2 separate regions of the Mus musculus genome follow, and region 2 is linked to region 1. A link is a contact called in ENCODE Hi-C or POLR2A ChIA-PET data. All regions are on one chromosome and are shown on one strand. Each heading gives the region's core, a stretch centred on a gene start or an enhancer-like site at or near the end of the contact. The rest is flanking DNA. Distances are from core to core; before and after follow the strand shown.

The links. Hi-C counts contacts between places; a loop is a spot of excess contacts on that map. ChIA-PET counts read pairs that join two places held with the same protein, here RNA polymerase II (POLR2A).
Region 2: a loop to region 1 is called in a map of regulatory T cell, with 4 times the contacts of the local background. The contact joins the promoter of Dld here to the promoter of Cbll1 in region 1. A Hi-C loop is called at or near these places in 2 of 37 maps with a recorded cell type or tissue (T-helper 17 cell and regulatory T cell). POLR2A ChIA-PET finds 5 or more read pairs at or near these places in 1 of 5 experiments (embryonic stem cell).

What each region holds. Positions count from the first base shown.
Region 1 is chr12:31,497,200-31,502,863 of GRCm38, forward strand. Cbll1 (Casitas B-lineage lymphoma-like 1) reads right to left here and starts at 2,417. Exons shown (of 6, transcript NM_001253847.1): 1 at 2,324-2,417. The coding sequence starts at 2,336. It overlaps Gm40362 (a long non-coding RNA gene), which reads left to right and starts at 2,421. Exons shown (of 2, transcript XR_872643.3): 1 at 2,421-2,647.
Region 2 is chr12:31,348,219-31,353,882 of GRCm38, forward strand. Dld (dihydrolipoamide dehydrogenase) reads right to left here and starts at 3,253. Exons shown (of 14, transcript NM_007861.5): 1 at 3,083-3,253; 2 at 1,379-1,457. The coding sequence starts at 3,121.

The DNA.
Region 1 (5,664 bases), core at 1,167-3,666:
TCAATTAACTAGCTAACTACCATTTCTTGGTTTGCCAAAGGCTCTATGATTCAAATTTGTATTTATTTTGTGAAAGTTTGAGTCTTTGGCTTAATTTCATATTTTTCTTCTCAAAATGTGCAGCAATTAAAACTGAAGCACGCCGGGCGTAGTGGCGCACGCCTTTAATCCCAGCACTTGGGAGGCAGAGGCAGGCAAATTTCTGAGTTCAAGGCCAGCCTGGTCTACAAAGTCAGTTCCAGGACAGCCAGGGCTACGCAGAGAAACCCTGTCTCAAAAAACCAAAAAAAAAAAAAACAAAAAAACTGAAGCACTAGGAGACTTTGTCATAACTGATTTAAAATCTAGAAAAGCTAACATTAAACAGAAAGGAGAGCTGTCTGGAAACACTTTTTTGTTGTTTTTTGTTTTTCGAGACAGGGTTTCTCTGTATAGCCCTGGCTGTCCTGGAACTCACTTTGTAGACCAGGCTGGCCTTGAACTCAGAAATTTGCCTGCCTCTGCCTCCCAAGTGCTGGGATTAAAGGCGTGCGCCACCACCACCGGGCCCTGAAACTCATTTTTTAACCTTAGCTAGGTCAGTAGTGATTATTTTCATGTTAGAATAATTTTTATTTCCCCAGGCAATCTTTGGCTAATAACTTAGAAACTAGGGTAATACTTTTACCCATGCAGTATCAAGACACTCTACTGGGAAACTCAGGTTTTTTTCATTTCTCTCACATACTTCCACAAACCAACCTATTAGCAGCTGCTGGATTCTCCACCAAAATATTTGTGGCAACTGCCTACTCTATGTCCTGCTCCCACTCCCCCTGCCTACTCTCTCTGTCCTGCTCCCATTCTCCCTACGGCGTTGCTGGGGACCCGTGCTAGCTGGTTAAGTTGCTCTACCACTGAGCTTCGATTCAACTAAACTGAGCCTCCCTCTGTGGCACTGCAACCACCCATAGATGATTTATACTTACTTCTGTTGTTCCTCTCCTACACCATTCTCCATAGAAGAGTCAAAATTGTTGCTTCATAGCCACTTAAACCCTTTATCATGATTTTCAAAGTCCTGAAAAAGGTAATTTGTGTTCTCCTTCTCAACTTAAAGCTAACTAGTCTACCGACATTTGGTCCTCTCTATACCTTCCTACCATTCCAAAAACACCTTTCCCTGGCACTCTGAAACTTCCTACTCCATGGGCATTCATTTCTCTCTCTTTTCTTTTCTTTTCTTTTTTTTTTTTTTTTGGTTTTTCGAGACAGGGTTTCTCTGTGTAGTCCTGGCTGTCCTGGAACTCACTCTGTAGACCAGGCTTGCCTCAAACTTAGAAATTCGCCTGCCTCTGCCTCCCAAGTGCTGAGATCAAAGGCGTGCGCCACCACTGCCCGGCAAGCACCTGTTTCTAAAAGTTCTCACCACAAATTGTAAACAGCTGTTAAAGAAGAAACCAATCTGCTTGTCTCCTTTGACAGAATGAAAACTCGAAGACAAGAACGTAGTCTTATTGTTTACCATTCCACCATTCTATCTCCAAGCCTACAAGTATCTGCATGCAATTATATAACTTAGTGTTTGAAGACTGGGCGCACTCAGTCAATTCCTAAAGAAAAAGCCTTTCCTCCTGCTTGGCGATAAAACTGTCTGAAGCACTCAAAGCCAAGTGCTAAAACTAAAACCAAGAAAACGAAGCCAGCAGAAATGAGGTTTGAAGCTACTCGTAATATGCGATGTCCCCAAAAGATGCGAAAGGACCACGGCCGAAGGACCGGGCATGCTTTGAGTTCCGGTAGAAAAGATGCTCCGCTTATAACTTCGAAAACTATATCCGACTCTCTTCTCTAACCACTAGTCCGCGAAAAGCCAACAAGACAATAACCACAGGCGGTGACCACTGCAGCAGCCGCCCGAAGCCGAGAGGCAGCAGGAAGTCTCCAACCCACTCTCGCCCAGAGTCCGGACGCTTCTCCAATTCCGAGAGTGGAAAACGCCCGCCTATTTCCCCAGCAAAAGTGCAAAGCAACCGGAATGAGAACAAAAACAAAAACAAAACTGGGACCCTCCCTTTCCAACAAGTCTGCGCGGAGGAGGGTCCCGAAACGAGCTCAGCGGCACCAAAGGAGCCGTGCTGCCGGTCTCCAGGATGGAGGCACCGCTCCGGAGGGTAGGCCGGGAAGCAGCAGACTCAGCCCGGGACCGGGTCTGAGCTTGCTTCCTCTCCGCCACGTCCCGGCGCAGTGGGGCGAGCATAGCCCCTTGTGCCTGCTGGGCGACCAGTCCCACACGAGCCACGGGGGCAAGAAACTAGGACCCCCGCTGCCTCCGCCTCCTTACCAGTGTGATCCATGATTCGGCTCGCGGGGCACAGTGGGAACGGAAGTCAGTCGCTCCGGAGTCGCAGTAAGCGCCTGCGCCCTACCTTCCGGAGCGCAGAGGCGGAAGTGCGCCCGAACTGCTCTCACGGGCTTCCCTCCCTAGCCGTAGCACCCGACTCCGGCGAAGGAGTCAGACATAGCCAGGACTGAGGCGGGAAGAGGGGGAACACGAGGGTTTTGGTGTCGAGGCTGCTAGTTCTCCCCAGAGGCAGCCCTCAGCTGTAGGAATGATACTTCTCGCAGTGAGAAAGCAATAGGAACCAAAGGGAAGCGCGGCAGGCAGGTAAGCCGCCGCCCGCCCCCCTGCGGCGCGAGGCCTTCTGGGATTTGTAGTCCGCCCAGAGCGCAGTCTCAGCCGTTGGGCTGGTCCCACCCCAGCGGGCGGAGTAACGGTTTGGAATGCCCCCCGGATCCGCCGCCGGGTGTAGAGAAGTGTAAACACGCACGCTCCGTGGGTGCCCGAGGGAAGCTGTGTTAGGCGTCCGGGAGGGAGGCAAGGTCCTCATTGTCTAATTGTGCTTTGTCCTGAGGAACCCCAACGCCCACTCGACACGCGCGTTTGCCCTGGCTCCCACCGTAGTTTCTCAACTGAATCGCGTGTTACAATGCTAACTAGCCCATGGCTCTAGAGAACACCACCAGGCTCCTGGAATCCCTGCTAAAGCTGGAGGGAGCACCAGGAGGTCCCCGTTCAACGAAAATACAAAGCAGTTGTGTGCAAAGGGGGTGAAGGAGGGAAGATAGGGACCGATGGAGTCGGAGGGAGAGCGTTAGAGCTTGACTAGAAGGAAGAGATGAGAAAGGGCAGGCCCCGACTGAAGAAAAGAGAGTTACCACAACAGGCGGTACCTAGTTCCAGTTCTTGGTCCCTGGGGTCTGTGGTTGCCGCTTTCATCTTGCTCAGCCAAAACAAAGAAGAGTGTCAACGGCGACTGCTGAAGACCTTCAGAGCACCCCCCACCTCGATTTGGCTCATAATAGGTCTTCTGCCTTCCCCAGCCCTTCACACTTGAAGCTCTCGTATGAGTAGAAAGGAACACAATTAGTGGAAAACATCAGCCTAGGAGTCAAGGGATTTGGGCTCTATGCTTGTCCCTTGGTGACGACATCGTTACCTTGGGTTGTTCACGCTTTCAGTGCCAGAGTTCCTAGATCAATAAAACATTATTATGTTGGCCTTTCTTAAAAATATTTTCACAGTACTCAATTCTGAATCAAGTATGTGTAGCAATGTGTTGTGTGCGTTGCACAGTAACAACGGTGACTAACACTGCAGTGATCCTAGTGTAAGTATACCATGTTATTTAGTGATTGTCTTAATTGTGGTCTTTTCCAAGACTCCCACTCATTGCGGCTTTACAAACAAGGTTGTAGGTACACTCAAATAAGGACATTTCTAAGTCGATATCCTTTTGGTTTTGTTGTTGTTAAAAATGTAAGTTTCTGTACTACGGGGTGTTTTTCATAATTTTTCAGTTGCTGGAATTAGTCGGGTGGGGTTGGGTACTGGTATGTCTCTCAATCTAGGGCTGATGCGCTGGGCTATTTAACCACTGTCTGCTACAGAAGGAACTGGGACAAATGGCTAAGTGTGGTGCGTACTTGCTGGCCTCCAGGAGGCTTCCTCAGTATCACAATATCATAAGTACCAGTGGCTCCTCTCAGCCCCGTGGACCCTACACTTCAGCTCATGGGCTTCCCTCCCCCCCCCCCCCAGGCTTTGCTTTTCTGTATAACCCTGGCATTTGTCTTTCCCTCGTCTCTTTCCCTCCCTCCTTCCCTTCTTCCCCTCCCCTCTCTCATTCTCATTTTCCTCTCTTGTCCCTATTTCCTCTCGTGGCTGGGTCCAAACCTCTGGCCATGTTTGGTCTACTACTTCCTCTTCCTGCTCAGGGCTCACGCAGATGCCTCTGGCTGTGCTCCCCCTCATAGCTACAATGAAAACCTTACCCTCAGCCATACCCTGGAGAGGTCGTGCTTCACTTTATACATCTGGTGCTGAAAGCCTCTGGTTATACAACACCTTAGATTGCCTAAGAGCTGGCTTTTACCCAGGAAGTACTTGATAGCCACCACCCCCATCAAACTGGAGATTGATTAAAAAAATAGGTTAATGATAGTAATACTAATGACTATTAATACTAGAGAACTGGGATTTAAAAGAACTTTCAAATTGTTTTACAAACTTTTACAGTTTTCTCAGTATTTTGTGGTATATTGTTAGAAAATTTTCCTGGGGTGCCCTAAAGGCTGAGACAGGAGGATTGCAAGTTCAAAGGCAGCCTGAATTACATAGACTGTCTCGGCAAATAAAAAAGGAAACTTGCTGAAGGCTCAGTTTAGTAAACAGTGGGGCATGTCCTTGATGTGGCCCAGCACTCAGATGCCCGGCTTCTGCATCTGTGCTTTCTCCCCCCATTTATCATAGTTGCCATGTTCTATCAGTGCAGGAGTAGTATGACAAGATAGTCTCTTAAGTTCCTAAGTTGGATTATACACAGGCCTGTATGTTCTTGTTTTCAATTTTTATTGGCTGTAAAGCTAATGAGTTTTCTTGTAACATTTCCCTTTCTGTAAAATGTACACTGACCATACTCACCCCTTCTATTATGCATTTCCAATCTCCCCTCCAGCTCCCTAGTAGTTTCTCTTACTACCATGTCCCCTATATCCCACAGATGAGAGGAACTATGGGATGCTTATCTTTGTGATACCAGTTTTCATTTTAATATGATTTCTAGTGTTATCCATTTTCCTATAAGTTCCATAACTTTGTTCTTATGATAGAATAGTATTCCATGTGTGAATGTAACGTGCTTTTTTAAATCATCCATCTGTTATTGGACACCTTGGTTGTGTTGGCTAGTGAATATTGCCACAATCAAATGGATATGCAAATATCTGTATAGTAAATTAACTCATTTGCCTAGGCATATTCCCAGAAGTGGTATGACAGGGTCATGTGGGAATTCTGTTTTTAAAGGAACCTCCACACTGTTTTACATTCCAAGCAGTGGTATAAGTTTCCCACCCCAAACCTCGCCAACATGTGTTGCTTCTTGATTGCTTTGATACACATTCTTACTGGGGAAATTTTTGTTTTCCTAATGGCTAGAGATGTTGAACATGTTCCATGTGATTTTTTAAAATATGTTTTGAACATTTCATGTATTTATGTGTACAAGTGTATACTGCTTGTGTGTGTTTATGCACCACATGCATGCAGTGCTCGTGGAAGCCAGAAGAAGGCATCAGGTCTTTTGAGACTGGTTGTCTCAACAGATGGCTGTGAGCCACTGT
Region 2 (5,664 bases), core at 2,003-4,502, 150 kb before region 1:
GAAGAATGCTGCTTACTGGATTGCTTAGCTTGCTTTCTTATATAGCCAAGGCCTACCTGCTACAGTGGATTGCACCCTTCCACTACACACATGCCCACAGGCCAATCTGATGGGAAGAATTCCTCAAATCGAAGTCCCTTTTCCCTGGAGACTCTAGTTTGTGTCAAGTAGACAAGAACTAACCAGCATGGACTCACTCCATAAAATCTAAGTGCCTGTGCAAAGACTGAAAATAGGAGGCTCTGATTACACCATAACATTCTGTTACACGATATCCAAGGCTGTCCTCTCATCTCCACACCTGCACTGTGGCATGCACACAGGGACTCATACATGTACACACATCCTAACACAGATCAAAATTAAAGAATAAAATACCTTTTTTTTTTGTTGTTTTGTTTTTTGTTTTTGGTTTTGGTTTTGGTTTTTCAAGACAGGGTTTCTCTGTGTAGCCCTGGCTGTCCCAGAACTCACTTTGTAGACCAGGCTGGCCTCGAACTCAGAAATCCACCTGCCTCTGTCTCCCAAGTGCTGGGATTAAAGGCGTGCACCACCACTGCCCGGCAATAAAATACTTTTAAATACAAATTTTAATGGGTTCAGTAAATGTATCACTTCAGTACTTTTTGTAAGTTAAATACCTTATCAAAAACCCATTTATCCCATTCCAAGTGCTTATAAAAAAAAAAACCAAAACACCTATCTTTTATAGAAAATTCAAAACTTCAAGAAAGCATTAAGAAGGAAATTATACACCCCACAGCTCCCTTCTCTGTATATAATAGTAGTCTTAAAGAATTTCATTCAAGATTTCAAAAATCATTATCATCACAGCTCTGAAACAACCAACACAATCTGACCCAATAGACAAAATTAATTCTTAAAAGCTGTAATACATAAAAATGCTCAACTCAAAACCCACCTGCAGTTCTCCCTCACCAGTGGAGTAAAATCCATGCTGTCTGCCTAGAAAGACTTCGGTGCTGGGGTCCCTCGACCTCTCTGATCTTATTCCTTGGGTTTTGCAAGCCACCTAGTCTTCGTGCTTTTCCTGGAGGTTCCCGAATTAAGATCCATCTGAGGCCTTTCTCACTGAAACAACTTTTCATATCCTCACTCCCTCCATCTCCTCGGAAGGCTTTCCTGACATCCTCTCACGGACTCCTAGTAACCTGCTTTAATTTTCAGTTTCTTCTCCAAACACTTAGAATACTTACGTACTGTTCACCTTAAGAACGGGCTTGGCCATGTTTACCTCTCGTAGCATACAGGGTGTACAGACAACAGTAAACAAGCACACAGATTAACACTACAAGTCACTCTAACATTCACTTTCCTCAGCTACTCGGATTGAAAACTGCTGTTATCAGGTACTTACTTGGTTGATCTGCATAAGTTCTTAAAGGAACTGAAGAAACTCCTTGTAGGCCATGAGATATCCGATTGAAATGGCCTTTCTAGAATAGAAAAAAAAAAGACAAAAGAAATTTTCCTGTTAAGTAAAATATAATTTTTAAAACAGGCTGGCAAAATAGCCCGCTGGCTAAAGGCTCCTGCCACCAAGGGTGACTTCCCAAGTTTAATCCGTGGGAACTATATGGTGGCAGAGACCTGACTCCCAGAAGCTGTCTTCTGGCATCCTTTCATCCTATGTTGCACGCTCATGCCCACAGGCATGTGCACAAGTAATACATGTAATTTAAAAGGTCGATGACAACTGGGGCAAATGTATCAAGCAATAATACTAATGGACTTTCTCTGCCGCAAACAGGTATCCTACCAATTTCCCTTTTTTGTCCATAATATTAAACTTTCACAATCTTACCTTGCCAGGTCTGCCTTATTATTATGAACATTCAATGAACCATTTCATATTAAATCTAATAAAAATATATTTAATGGCTTACAGTTTTATTAAAACTTCAGAAAGCATTGTTAATTTTATTGCCAAGGATCAGTTTAGTATTCTAATTAAAATCCCAAAACTTTGAATTCAGGTATTTAAGTATTTCAATGATATTCATTTCATCTGTCATTCTGCTTCCTAACAAATCTACTTAACAGTCTGTAATCACTTATAAGATCTATAAAGATGTTCTTAAGCCACCAACTGGACTAGGAAAATGTACCAACAACGGAGTGGCCTCACATTCTGGAAGTCCCACAAATTGCATCATAATCTCACACTCTCTAAGCAGTGTGACTACCATTTCCTAAGGCCAGGGCCACATAAAGAAAGCACACTTCCAGCTCCTATCACAGCGAGTAAGCAATGGACAGCAGCGACAATATACTCTGATGCAGCAAGGTTTTTTACTTGAAGACAACTTCTGCACCTGAGATCAAGATATGCCAACCAAAGAGGAACAAAGAACTGTCTGTACTGAGAGACGCGGCTCACCTTCTCCCTAAAACAGTGACATTTTGCGTGTTACATTAACTTTTAAAGACACAGACGGCTCAGCCGTGAAGAGTCTCATTTCTGTATTGTCCCTAAAGTTATCCTGCTACCCTGCCACTAGGCCTCATACATTCAATTTGGCAGCTGTCAATTGGCAGGTGAAATGGGAAAGTTGTTTGGACGACAAACCGCTGCAATTAAAACTATAAGCCCCAGGGCCTGACTGATGGCAGGGTGCACTAGTTTAGAGACGTGAATGAAAACAGATCCTTGGAGGAGGAACTCGCGGGACGGTGTGTTGGAGCTGACCACGTCTGGGCCAGTCGGGCCTCAAGGTTACTTCCCCGCCGTAGGAGAGTAGGCCACCCCCCGGGTCATTAGGATGAGGCGAAAGGTAGGAAGGGGCAGGCCGCGCGTGGCAAGGGTCATTTACTCCTCCCCGAAACTGGGGGAGGGCCCAGGCCCCTGGACCAGCGTCCGGGTCGTGTGGGGCTGCGGGCAGTCATTCCGCAGCAGGGCCCTCCCGAGCCCGGGCTCGCGCTCCCCGCTGCCTCGGGAGGCCGCACCGAGCCGGCATAGAGGCGGGGCCGCGGCGGTTCCCGGCGGCAGGCCGCGTCCGGGCCCACAGCGGGCGTCTAAGTGCCTGTGGTCCAGCATCATCCCCTCGCGGGCCGCCCTCACCTTGGCCAAGGAGCGGTACACACGACTCCAGCTCTGCATCGTCCCTCGGTCCCGTCCCTCCAACCAGGGGTTTTCACCTCCGCTGAACGCCTGGTAAGACTTATCCAAGGTCTCCCCACCCTGCGCCTGCGCAACATATACGTCATCGCCGAGGAGCAGCGCGATTGGCCCGAAAGGCAGAGGCTTTCCGGTCGCTTCGTCGTGCGCTGTCGTGAAGGGCGCTGCGCTTTGTGGCAGCTGGGGAATTGGAGAACTGTTGCTCAAATGACTGGAGTAGAGTTGCAAATTATCCTTGAAAGACGAACTAGATAAATAAAAATGTTGTTTCTTCAGTAAAGCCCACAGAAAGTAAAGTTTAAATAGGAAAGGAAGAAAAGTTTGACAACTTGACAAGCTTATGGTTGTGCTAGATATTCGTGGGCAGTAGGCTTTATCTAGCTTTACAAAAACCGTATGAACTGTTTGCATTTTCTGGATGGAGCCCTGAGAGGTTAAAGAAAGCAAAGGAGAGGTAACTGCAGCTCTACGAACAAAGGCTTTGATTTTAACGGCTGGTTTACAATCTCTGTTCTCGAAGGCAATGGAAAGGATAGGCTTGAACCTTTCTTCACCAACATCCTGTTCTGAAAACTGCGCTAACAAAAAGTATAGAAAACAAGCTCCCTTCTATTTTTGTATTTTGAAAGCACGCCTCCCTTGTAGAAGAAACTAGAAGGGTTGGGATGGTGGGTGAGGTGTTAGGTTTTCATTGAGAGTGCACCTAAAAGATTGCTAACTGTTGTCTATAAGATTGAGCACAGAGCCTGGCGTGGTGGGCTACGCCTTTAATCCCAGCACTCGGGAGGCAGAGGCAGGCAGATTTCTCAGTTCGAGGCCAGGCCAGCCTGGTCTACAGAGTGAGTTCCAGGACAGCCAGAGCTCCCTATCTCGAAAAACAAAAACAAAAACAAAAAAAAAAAAAAAATTGAGCACAGAGATTTAAGGTCTGATACCACTTTGTAATAACAGTCTCTAGTTTAAACCTTAACTCTATACTTCTCAAAAGTTTACAGCCCAGGCACTGTACTGAACTCCATAGAGTTAGGGATTAGATGAATATTACTTCTTACCTATCTATGCCCATTTAGAAGGAAAAAGACATGAATAAATGATTTTTTAATGTTATGACGAAAGCTAGCTGTTACCAAATATTAATCACCACCACAACCCCTTTTTGGTTTCTTGAGAGAGTGTCTCATGTGTCCCAGACTGGCTTCAAACTCAATATAGAGCTTAGAATGACCTTGAATTTATAGTCCTCTTGCCTTCATCTCCTGAGTGCTGGGATTACAGGTGCCCACCACCATGTGTTGCTGATTGCTGGGAACGGAACCCAGAGCTTCTAGTATACCAGGCAAGCATTCTTCACCTGAGTTACATCTTAAGCCCTTGTTTTCCCCTTTCATAAGATAAGAGATTGTTCAGCTGGACAGATGGGTATTCAGAATAGCATTGTCTTTTCCGGGTCCCATACAGCTAAAGGTAGACGTATGATCAAATACTGGTCAATGATCTCCATTTATTGTTGCATCCAACTCGACCAGCAAGGAAAACGCAACCACCGGTTCTTCTTAAAGCAGTTTACTCAGGCAGCTTCTCTCTTCAAATCCCCCGCCTCTCGGGGTACAAGTGTTTTTATCCACTCAAGCCATAACCACGCCTCAACCAATCACCACAGGTCACATCACCTCACCAGGAAGGCTTGCTCAGCCAATCAGGGATTAAGGGCTAGCCATCCACCAAATATGGGCTTGTTTACTGCCTGGCACAGATTTCCGTCTGGGCTGGCCAGGGAGTCTGGAATGGCTTCCCACAATTCCCCCTTTTATATTCTTTTGAAGCAAGCTCCGTGGGTGAAGATAGAGGTCTGATCCCCAGTGTGCAGAAATAGGGGCCATGTACAGGATTGACTCTTAGGCTCACAGGGTTTTACCCAGAGCAACCCTGACCTGCTCCCATGCCGTTTTTCATGGGGGAAGAACACTAGGACACTCAACCCTCATGCAATCAGACGTACCTCCCAGAGATTGTCAAACAGCGTCCAGACTAACTTCTGTGCAGTGCTTAGCCTTACAACCCTGCAGAGCGATGGCTTCATTGTTCATTCTTCATGGCAACAAGCCAAATCTGAGGTGACTGCCCTGCTTCCACTGTGGCAAAAGCTTGCACCACCATGGCGGCAGTGTGGACCTGGGCATTCTGCAACCAACACATACACCATACACACAACATGCATGCCAAAACAAGGGCCACAGCAAGGGCACCTATCTCAGCCCATTCTTTCCTGATGCCAAGCCAGGATCCACTCGGGTAGAATTCACAGCGACAATCGCCGAGTGAAGCTCATTCATCTTGCCATCAAAATTTGCAGTCCAATTTCTTAATAGGAATTTCTTAACAGGATCAGCTTCTTCATTTTGACACTGTCGCACTATTCACTCTGGAACCCACACTGGCTCTGCGTGATTCTGTGGAAACATGCAAACAGACCCTCTCGCCCAGCCCAACACAGGATCTGGACCATTCCATGATCCTGTAAGCAC